Linked DNA regions of Homo sapiens: region 1 is linked to region 2. A link is an interaction called in ENCODE POLR2A ChIA-PET data of the cell type or tissue named here. Cell type or tissue: endothelial cell of umbilical vein. All regions are shown on one strand. Each heading gives the region's core, and the rest is flanking DNA. Links, peaks and the distances in the headings are about the cores only.

The links. ChIA-PET counts read pairs that join two places held together with the same protein. Peaks named below come from ENCODE experiments on the same cell type or tissue, not always from the same donor. Only the 100,000 strongest peaks of a DNase experiment are listed, where the experiment ranks them.
Region 1: POLR2A ChIA-PET joins it to region 2 with 5 read pairs; 2 of 35 experiments call an interaction of 5 or more read pairs at or near these places.

What each region holds. Positions count from the first base shown.
Region 1 is chr16:58,468,781-58,474,162 of GRCh38, reverse strand. It overlaps a transcript of NDRG4 not described here. Among named protein-coding and RNA genes, the nearest start is that of NDRG4, 29 kb to the left of the region's middle. In endothelial cell of umbilical vein, for the core only: no CTCF peak of the experiment used is centred there; no DNase peak of the experiment used is centred there.
Region 2 is chr16:58,363,756-58,369,137 of GRCh38, reverse strand. No RefSeq gene overlaps it. Among named protein-coding and RNA genes, the nearest start is that of GINS3, 26 kb to the left of the region's middle. In endothelial cell of umbilical vein, for the core only: no CTCF peak of the experiment used is centred there; a DNase peak (open chromatin) is centred at 2,687.

The DNA of each region.
Region 1 (5,382 bases), core at 231-5,230, 110 kb before region 2:
TGGGAGGCTGAGGCAGGAGAATCACTTGAACCTGGGAGGCAGAGGTTGCAGTGAGCTGAGATTACGCCACTGGACTCCAGCCTGGGTAACAGAGAGAGATTCTCTCTCAAAAAAAAAAAAAAAAAAAAAAAAAAGGGAAAGAAAAGAAAAGTGAAAAAACCAGGGTGGCTGGAGCAGAGTGAGCCAGGAGGGGAGGAGATGAGGACAGGGGTGGTAAGCGTTGGAGTGCTGGTCCCGTTCAGCCCTGAAGGTTGTTAGGGAAACTGGCTTTTACTCTGAGTATAAACATGCACTGGAGGGTTTTGAGCAGGGGGCTGATGTGATACAGTTTTCATCATGAAGGATCCCTCCTTCTGCAATGTGCAGAACAGAGCTGGGGGTTAGGGTGGAAATGGGGAGACCAGTTATTGAGGTGCTGCTGGCTTGCCACACAGCGGGAGTGCAGGAGGTGGCTGAAGTCCTCAGCTTCTGGGTATGTTCTGAAGGTAAAGCTAGGGGGACTCACGGATCCATCAGACATGGGCAGGAGAGGAAGAGAGAAGTTAGGGTGACTTGGTGGAGCTATGGAAGGATAGAGCTATCATTTATGATTTAGGGAAGACCTTGAGAAAAGGTTTGGGGGAAAGATGAGGGGTGTGGTTTTAGACCTGAGCCAGGTGGAGCTCCCCGTGGGCAGGTGGATGTAAGAGTTTGTGCTTCAGGTTAGCACGGTGGCTCAGGCCTGTAATCCCAGCACTTTGGGAGGCCAAGGTGGGAGGATTACTTGAGCCCAGGAGTTTAAGACCAGCCTGGGCAACATAGTGAGACCCTGTCTCCACAAAAATTTAAAAGTCAGCTGGGTGTGGTGATATATGCCTGTGTTCTCAGCTACTTAGGGGCGGGGGCTGAGGCGTGAGGATCGCTTGAGCCCAGGAGGTCAAGGCTGCAGTGAGCTGTGATCAGGCAACTGTACTCCAGCCTGGGCAACAAAGTAAGACCCTGTCTTTCTAAAGAAAGAAATGAAGGGAAGAGAAAGGGAGGAAGGAGGAGAAGGAACAGAGGGAAGGATAATACATAATACAGTTTTTAGAAAACAATTTGTACTTCAGAACCTTGGGAGGAGTCACTTCAAAGATATCATCATAGAGAGACTAGATGAGGTCATCTAGGGAGTGAATGAGGACAGGGAAGAAGATGTCCCAGCACTGAGCCCCAGAAGAAGACAATGAGGATAAAGCAGCAAAGCCAATGAGAAGCCACTGAGGCAGGAGACAGAGGGGTTGGGTGGCCTGGAAACCAAGTGGACCGAGCCCTGGGCCCGGTCTCGAAGGCCTTTACTGGAATCCTTGGAGAGGGGAAGCTCTTCCCCAGCAATGGGGTTTTCAGGAGGACGGTCTGTGAGCCAGCAACCACACTGCCCTTGCGAGGAAGGGCCTGACTTAGAGCTCAACCAATCCAGAGAACCAAACTAGTAGGAATGAGGGAGAGAGAGACAGAGGCCGATGGCCCTGTGTCCACTGTGCTGGCCAGGGACACCCCATCTTCCTCTCTTTGTATCAGTCTGAGTTCGGTTTCTGTCACTTGCACCCAAGAGACCTAACGTAACTTCTAAGTTATTCTCTCCTGCATGGTCCCAGGGGGTCGGGTGAAGCCAGCATCCCGCCTCTCCCTTTGGCAATCACACACAGGCAGCCGGGCCCCAGTGCGGGGTCAGAGGGCCCTACGTGCTTGACAGCAGGCCTTTCCCACCACACTCGAATGGCAACACCATGCTCTACTCCAGGGTAATTCGGCCTTTCCCAACCCAGGCACTTTCAGAGATGGACCCTAAGCTGTGATGGGGAAAAGCACCCCCAGGCCACCCTGGTCATCCTCCTGGGTGCTCACCTTAGGTTGTGGGTTGCAAGGGACCTCTGGGTCATCTCTGACAACTGCTCCTCTGCTCCGTCCACATAGGCCAAGCACAGAGTGAATACTCTGCAGCTGGTAAGGGCTTTGGGAGCAGTAGGCTGAGTGCACTTCCTTTATGGATGAGGCAAAGGCTGGTGCGGGAGCTCTTCCAAAAACTTAAAGGGGAGCCTGCTGGCTTCCCTCTCCCTATCCCAGAGCCCAGGCCCCAACAGCACATTTATCCTCCAGAACACCAAGTGGCCAATATTGTTAAAAGCCATTTCTGGCACCCCTAGAGCTGTCAGGAAACAATTTGGGGTGCACAGGGTATGATCCTAGGGACTGCAAACCCTGGACTTGGTTATGGGACTCTTCCACTCCCTGCTCTCTCTCACACACACACACTCACACACTCTGGGGAGAAGACATCCCAGAAATATTCCCTCTGTCCCCTCCAAAGAGGCTGGGGTCCCACCTTCCCCAGCTCACTGCCTAGGGTGGGACCTATCAGCAGGCACACAGCACCTGCCCGACCACCCCCGCCAACAGGTGAACTGAAGCAGCATCTAGGTCCCCAGGGTTATTTGTTATGGGGCTTAAGACACCTGATCACTCTGGCTGGCGATACATTCCACCTGTGGTTTGGAAGCTAAAGCACTGAGGATTAAGAGGCAGGGAGGGGGTGGTGTATGATGACAGCTTTCCTGGCTCTGTGAGACCAGGTTTATGCTAGGCTGGGTGGAAGTGCTCATCCCACTTAGGTTTGTGTGATGCTCTTCAGTTTATATAACAGTGTCATGGTGCTCTCCCAGCTGATCCCGCAACTACCCTGGGGGCAAAGCCAGGCTCAGTTCAAGGTCACACAGCCAGAGTGATCAGAACGAGGCTGGCAGACTCCAACCCACCGTGCTGTTCTCAGTGCAGGCCGAGGCCTGAGTGTGATCTGCACACACCCCTGCTGGTTTCCTGTGGCTGCTATAATAAATCACCACAAAATTGGTGGCTTAAAGCAGCACACATTCACGCCGAGGTCATGCCACACTGCCCTCCAGCCTGGACAACAGAGTACGACCCTGTCTCCAAAAAAAAAAAAAAAAAAAAAAAAAAGCAACACACATTCATTCTCTTATAGTTCTGGAGGTCAGATGTTCAAAATCAATTTCTCTGGGCTGAAATTAACATGTTGGTAAGCTGTCTCCCTCTGGGGGTTCTGGGAAGAATCTGTTCCCCTGCCTTTTCCAGCTTCCAGAGCTGCATTCCTTGGCTGGTAGCCCCTTCCTCCACCTTCCAAGTCCAACAACAGAGCTTCTTGCTGAAGCAATCATATCACCTGTTCTTCTGTTTTTGAATATCCCCTGCTTCCCTCTTTTTTTTTTTTTTTTTTTTGGAGATGGTGTCTTGCTCTGTTGCTCAGGCTAGAATGCAGTGGCACAATCTCAGCTCACTGCAACCTCTGCCTCCCAGGTTCAAGCGATCCTCCTGCCTCAGCCCCCTTCATAGCTGGGATTACAGGCACGCACCAACATGCCTGGCTAATTTTTGTATTTTTAGCAGAGATGGGGTTTTGCCATGTTGGCCAGGCCAGTCTTGAACTCCTGACCTCAGGTGATCCACCTGCATCAGCCTCCCAAAGTGCTGGGATTACAGGTGTGAGCCACCGCACCCAGCCCTGCTTCCCTCTTATAAAAACACATGTGGTTGCACTTACAGCCCACTGGATAATTCTGCAAAACAGCTCCAACTCAAGATCCCCAATCATGACTACAAAATCTCTTTTGCCACATCAGGTAACATTTACAGGTTCTAGTGATTAGGATATCTTTGGGGGCTATTATTCAGCCCAACACAGCCTCCTTCCAAGGTTCCCATGGCTCCACCTTTGCCTCTATTTTTCACTTTGCTGGTTCCTCCTCCTTAGACTTCAAGGAAAGCCAACTTCACATCCACCTTGAACCACTCCTCCTCCTGGCCTTTTCCTCTCTGTCCACTGGACTCCAGCTCATCTTCAGAATTCCCACAGGATTGGTTTTTGTCAGCATCTAGTGCTTTGCATTAATTTTTAGTTTTTTTAAAAAATTAGCCTTCAGAAGAGAATTTTTTTGTTTTTAAAAACAGAATTTGAATTTCTTATAAGACACATTCACTGAGAAAAGTGAGAAAAACAGAAGACCAAAAAGAAGAAAGTAAAAACCACATGCAATCCTGTTAACAGAAGAAGCCACTGTTAATGTGTTGTGTATACCCTTTTATTCATTTTCCAATGCTCATCTAGACACTGAAAGAAAATGTTTCTAACACAAACCAACAAAAAATATGTTTTGAAACATCTGTTGGACTCTGGAGTCAAGACATTCTGGTTTAAATTCCAGCCAGCCACTCACCATCTGTGTGCTCTTTGGCAAGTTACTTAACCTATCTGTGCCTCAGTTTACCTATTTGTAAAAAAGAAGAAATGATAGCACATACCTCCTAGGGCTGTTATGATGATGAGTTAACATATAGCATGTGGTTAAGACTATGTCTGGCGCACAGCAAATGCCATATACGTGTGAGCTGTCATCACCATTAGTATTACACTATTTAAGGGGATATCTGTTCAGATGGATAAATAACCTTTGGCAGTATAATTCGTAGCTACCTGGGGTTCTCTGGTATGAATGCACTGCTGCTCTACTGTTACGCATTTAGGTTGTTTCCAGTTTTTTGGGTTTTTTTTGCTTTTTTGCTTCTATAAACAATGAAGGGATAACTATCCTTGAACAAACACCTTTGCACACATCTTTATTTGTTCCTAAAAATTCAACTGCTGAGTCAGAGATCACACATATTTTTAAGCTATTGATACATCATTGCCAACTTGCCCTTTATAATCCTCTACCCAGAGGAACAGCACGCCCCTCTCCCCACACCCACCCTCCCTGAGCACACCCAATGACCCTCATGTCTCTCCTCTCCTCCAAGGGACCACGCTTCCTTACTAAACCATGTACGTGCCCCCACATCAACATCACAGCACCCCAGTGAAGCGGAGAAGCAGATGAACTGGAAATGAGGATCCAGGGTCCTGCTTTCAGCCTCCTAGGGCAAACCTATGCCTCAGTTTCCTCCGTATGTAAAATGTGGGTCAACACATCTGCCAACAAACACTAAAATCATCTATAAAATTGACTGGGGCTAGATATTCCATGTATTCAAATGAAACCAAAATTCTAAACAACTGGTAAAACTTTTGTTTCTCAATCACACATCAAGTATATTTTTAAAAATTTCCAAGATCCACTACTGAGGCTCCCCAGGGACCATTTCAGAGCCCAAATCTGCCATTTTAGAGCTCTGACTCTGAACCGTTTTGGAACATATTGCTCGAGTGCCAATGCGCAGAAACAACTGCCTTCCTACTTGCAAAAAGACCAGTGTCCCACTTTCACATATCACACTAAAAAATAAAAAAATCATCCGGCTACCGAAGGCACCAGGAATCTGCCCTCTGAGAATTGTAATGAGCTCGTGTGC
Region 2 (5,382 bases), core at 235-5,234:
CCCATTTGGATAATGAATTCTGTCACTGAGAATTGGCTGCTCCATTAAGGATCTCTGATAACTGCCTCTCTTTAGCCTGCTTAGTTCTCAGAGGCTGTGTGGGAAGAGTCACCTTTCCTGGGACACCAAAATCATGCCCTGTGCAGGTGGAGTTTCCCTGGTGATGATGCCCTTGGCTGCTTGTGCTGGTGTCCTGGTTTTGGGGATGCTAGCTGGGTCTATGTCTGGGATGACCAACTGTCCCAGTTTGCCCAGGACTGAGAAGTTTCTTGGGACACAAGACTTTTAGTGTTAAAATTGAGCCGGTCCCACCCACAACAGCCTAAAAGGCAGAACTAACTCAAGGGTCCATTGATGAATAAATGAGCAAACAAAATGTGGAATATTGTTCAGCTTGCAAAAGGAAAGAAATTCTGACACATGCTACAACATAGAGGAACCCCGAGGACATTATGCTACATGAAATAAGCCAGTCACAAAAGGACAAATGCTATATGATTCCACCTATAGGAGGTACTTAGAGTAGTCAGATTTATAGAGGCAGAGAGGAGATGGTTGCCAGGGGCTGGGGAGAGGGGAAATGGGGAATTAGTGTATAATGTGTGAAGTTTTAGTTTGGAAAGATGAAAAGTTCTAGAGATTGATGGTGGTGATGTTTGCACAATGACACCACAGACCAGCATGCTTGAAAGCCATTAGAATGATAAATGTTATGACATATACGTTTCACTACTATTAAAAATTTAAACCTAGTCCCAGGCAAACTGGGACAGTTGGCCACTCATGTCTTACACCTGCCTGCCTTTTCTCCTCCATCCCTCCAACAGATAGATATAACTCAGGATGCTGCTTACTCAGTGTGGTCTCATCCATGGCAGATTTTATGGTCTCAGCTCCTGTTATACGAAAGGGCAGGTTCTGAAGCATGGGATTCCACTTTCCCTCTAGCCCTGGATACAGCTGATTGGATGGGCAAACCCCTGTTCCAAGCAGAGCACAACTCATGGGCTTGGCTTGAAAGGATTAACTGAACCAATCAGAGTCCTCCCTTGAATACTGGTTGACACAAAGTACAGTTGCAGCTGAGATGGACACTGGAGTGGAGAAACAGAAACAGGTTAGTGTGGTGGCTCACACCTGTAATCCCAGCACTTTGGGAGGCCGAGGGGGACAGATCATCTGAGGTCAGGAGTTTTAGACCAGCCCGGCCAACATGGCGAAACCCTGTCTCTACTAAAAATACAAAAATGAGCCAGGCGTGGTGGTGGGTGCCTGTAATCCAGCTACTTAGGAGGCTGAGGCAGGAGAATCACTTGAGCCCAGGAGGAGGAGGTTGCAGTGAGCTGAGATTGCAGGACTGCACTCCAGCCTGGGTGACAGGGTGAGACCCCATCTCCAAAAAAAAAAAAAAAAAAAAAAAAAAAAAGATACAGTGGCTCAGGAAATATCCCTGTAATAATAGGTTTAGCAAAGCACAGAAAAGACTCTGGTGGTAACACGTAGTGTATACGTATGTGTAGATATAGAATATATATATATATATGCATATATAAAATAACAATACTATTTGAAGCTTTGCTATAGGATTTTTTTTCCCCAACAGAAGATCCATATACCTTGTTACTGCTCTGCCTATCTCATTTTCTGTCAGTTTTCACCCACATCCTCTCCTCTCCAAGCTCAGCCACAGTTATTATTGCCTTTAGCCCTTTGTGCCTGAGGTTCCCTTCCTAGCAGGGTCTCCCTGTTGGCCCCAGTGAATTGAAATTCATCTCATGCTCACTGAGCCTCTACTAGGTGTCATATACTGTGCCAAGCACTGCATATGCATGACCTCACTTTCACCTGCATAACAACTCTCTGTGGTGGGAACTATTATTTTCCTCATTTTACAAATTAGGAATTTACCTGCTATGCTTTGAAAGTGTCCTACAAAGTTCATGTCTTGGAAGCTTAATCCCCAATGCAACAGTGTTAAGAGGTAGAAACTTTAAGAAGAGATTAGGTCATGAAGACTCTGCCCTTATCTATAGATTAACCCAGAAGAGTGGGTTTGTTATAAAAGCAAGTTCAGCCCTCTTCCTGTGTGCCTGGGTTCTCTTTTGCCTTTCCACCTTCTGCCATGGGATGATACAGCAAGAAGGCCCTCACTGGATACCAGCACCTTGATCTTGGACTTCCCAGTTTCCAGAACAGTGAGAAAATAAATTTATGTTCTTTATAAATTACCCAGTCTGTGGTTACTCTGTTACAGCAGCACGAAATAGACTAAGACATTACCCAAGATCTCATAGCTCATAAGTGGTTGACCTTGTATTCAAAACACAAGTCTATTGAAGTTCATTGCTTGTGCTCTTAATCACTACATCACACTAGCATCTGCTTAGAAGAATTAATCACTTGAACCAATAAAAAAAGTTATATGAAATTAAATTAATACATTTTTCTTACAGAGGCTGTGATATGAAGAAAGCTATGCTGTAAGTTTTCTATATCTGCCGATTGGATTTATAATCTCAAGGCATTTTGTAATCAAATACAAGTTCCCAAAATTTCCACAAAGAGAAACGTCACTTATATAGTTCTGAGCTGTTCTGCCAGCCATATACCACAATGCAATCTTTCTAATCACTGTGTGACAATGCATAAGCACTGCTTAGTAATATATCGTACCACATGGCTTTGTGTCAGCATTTCTGAGTCATGGCTGTGTACCTATAACAGTCAAGTGACATATGCTCTAATGGGGTCTGACTCACTTAAATAAGTCCATTAACTTGACAAGTTTGATTTTATAAAGCTGAAGAGGACTCTCTGAGCTCTGGGTTTTTTTCATCTCTATATAAAACTATGGTATGAGTTCAAAAATATCCCTATGACGCTGTGTGGCCTTAACCATTGCTTAACTCCTCTCCTTTTTCATCTTGAATTAAATTTCTCAAACATATAGTGTGCCCTTGCTGTGTCCACCTCTTACGCCACCCTCACTTCTCCATCCCCTGAGCCTGTACTCTGGCTTCTGCTCCCTCCATGTCACTGAACTTACCCACGACCTCCTACACCCTTTTCAGATATTACCTGACTTGGTTTCTCTGCAGAATTTGATGCTATTTGGCTCTCTATTCTTCCTGATATTTTCTCTCCTCTTGCATTCCACTATGGCATTCTACCTTGGTACTTCTCTTACCTTTTGCTAGTTTTTGGTCTCTCTTGCTGGTCACATTTTTTCTTCTCTTTTGATGAGGATATAGTATACTTACTCCCCTTTCTCTTTCAAGTCTACACACATCCCTAGATGATCTCATCAGCTGCCATGGCTTCCAATATGACCTTCGTGGTGGTGACTCCCAGGTTGATGCCTCCTGAATTCACACCAACATTCCAATCACCCCTATACCCCTATATGGATGGCTGGGGCCACGTAAACTCTACCAAGTCCCAGAAGTGAATTTATTACCTTCCTTTATTCTTGTGTCCATGAATGGTGCCATCTCCCTATTACCCACAATAAAACCTAAAAGTCTCTTTAGATGTTTTCTACTGTGTCCTCCACATCCAACCAGTCACCATGTCTTGTTGCTTCTAATTCCTAAACATCTGGGGACCCCATAATCTCCTTTCTGAGTATTGATTATGTTTCACCTGAAATATTGAGCTATCTCCATAAAGAGTCTCTTAATTGAACTCACCATCTGTCTCATTTCCATGAATCTATCCTCCACCCTTCTGCCTTGGGGATCTTTCTAATGTAATCTGAATAAATCTTAGGGTGCCCAATGCCCATCTGAGCTTGATGTGGCATTCAAAGAACTATACCCCAATGACCAAAGGTAATTAAAAATACTTTCAATTTTCACTTATATATCTGGAAAAACATCAAAAGAGGTCCTGTTCTTCATCCTAGACACTGCCTCCCCAAATCCTTTTTCTCAGTTATGCATTAATTTAAAGAACAAGGTAAATTTATATACACTGGCCTGAACAGCTAAAGTGATTGGTATACTCTTAAGTAAAAAAACACAAGTTGGCCGGGCGTGGTGGCTCATGCCTGTAATCCCAGCACTTTGGGAGGCTGAGGTGGGCGGATCATGAGGTCAGGAGTTTGAGACCAGCCTGGCCAATATGGTGAAACCCCATCTCTACTAAAAATACAAAAAAACTAGCCAGCTGTGATGGCATGCACCTGTAGTCCCAGCTACTCAGGAGGCTGAGGGAGGAGAATTGCTTGAACCCAGGAGGCAGAGGTTGCAGTGAGCTGAGATTGTGTCACTGCACTCCAGCCTGGGCAATAGAGGGAGACTCCATCTCAAAAAAAAAAAAAAAAAAAAAAAACCAACAACAAAAACACAAGTTGAAGACAAAGATGTATATCAAAATTCCATTTTTGTTTTCCAAAAAGTGCATGTGGGCCAAGCGTGGTGGCTCATGCCTGTAATCCCAGCACTTTGGGAGGCTGAGGCAGGCAGATCACTTGAGGTTAGGAGTTGCCAGACCAGCCTGGCCAACATGGTGAAACCCTGTCTCTACCAAAAACATAAAAATTAGCCAGGTGTGGTGGTGTGCGCCTGTATACCAGCTACTCGGGAGGCTGAGGCAGAAGAATCGCTTGAACCTGGGAGGCGGAGTTTGCAGTGAGCCGAGATTGTGCCACTGCACTCCAGCCTGGGCAACACAAGAAGACTCCATCTCAAAAAAAAAAAAAAAAAGTGTATGTGGAATCCGCCCCACCTGCTCACCACTGGGGGCCTGTGCACATTGTCCACTGGATGCCACCAGTGCCCCTGTGCATCACTGGGGAGACCTAAAGACAGCATGCCCCTCCTGCCACCAGCATCCATGCAGGGATTGACCCCTGCCACCTGCCACTGCTGATGTGCAACATCCAGGGTCCTGAGAAGAAGCCCACCCCACCTGTTGCTGCTGGTACTAGTGTGCATTGTCTGAGGCCTGGGGATAGATCTGCTCCACCCACCACTACCGGCGTATGCACACACCATCAGGGAACCTGAAGACAGGTATGTTCCACCTGCCACTGGCATCCACACATGTTGTCTGGCAGCTTGTGGATCGACCCACCCTGCCCACTCCACAGGTATCTGTGCATGCCATCTAGGGGCCTGAGGACAGGCCCACCCTTACCCACCACCACCACAACTGGCACCTGAGAACTGGCCTGCTGACTGTTTCTATTCCTAGCAAAGTCTCACCACAGCCTCTACTAACAACCATGGTCTAAGCCACTGAAGAACTCACAGACACCACTGATGCTGATTATAGTTTACAAAACCACATGGCAACTATACCACTGTGTCCACCCAGAATCACAGCCAAAGCACTCTACCCAACCAATGCTATAGTTAAATCTATAGGAAAAAGTCTTCC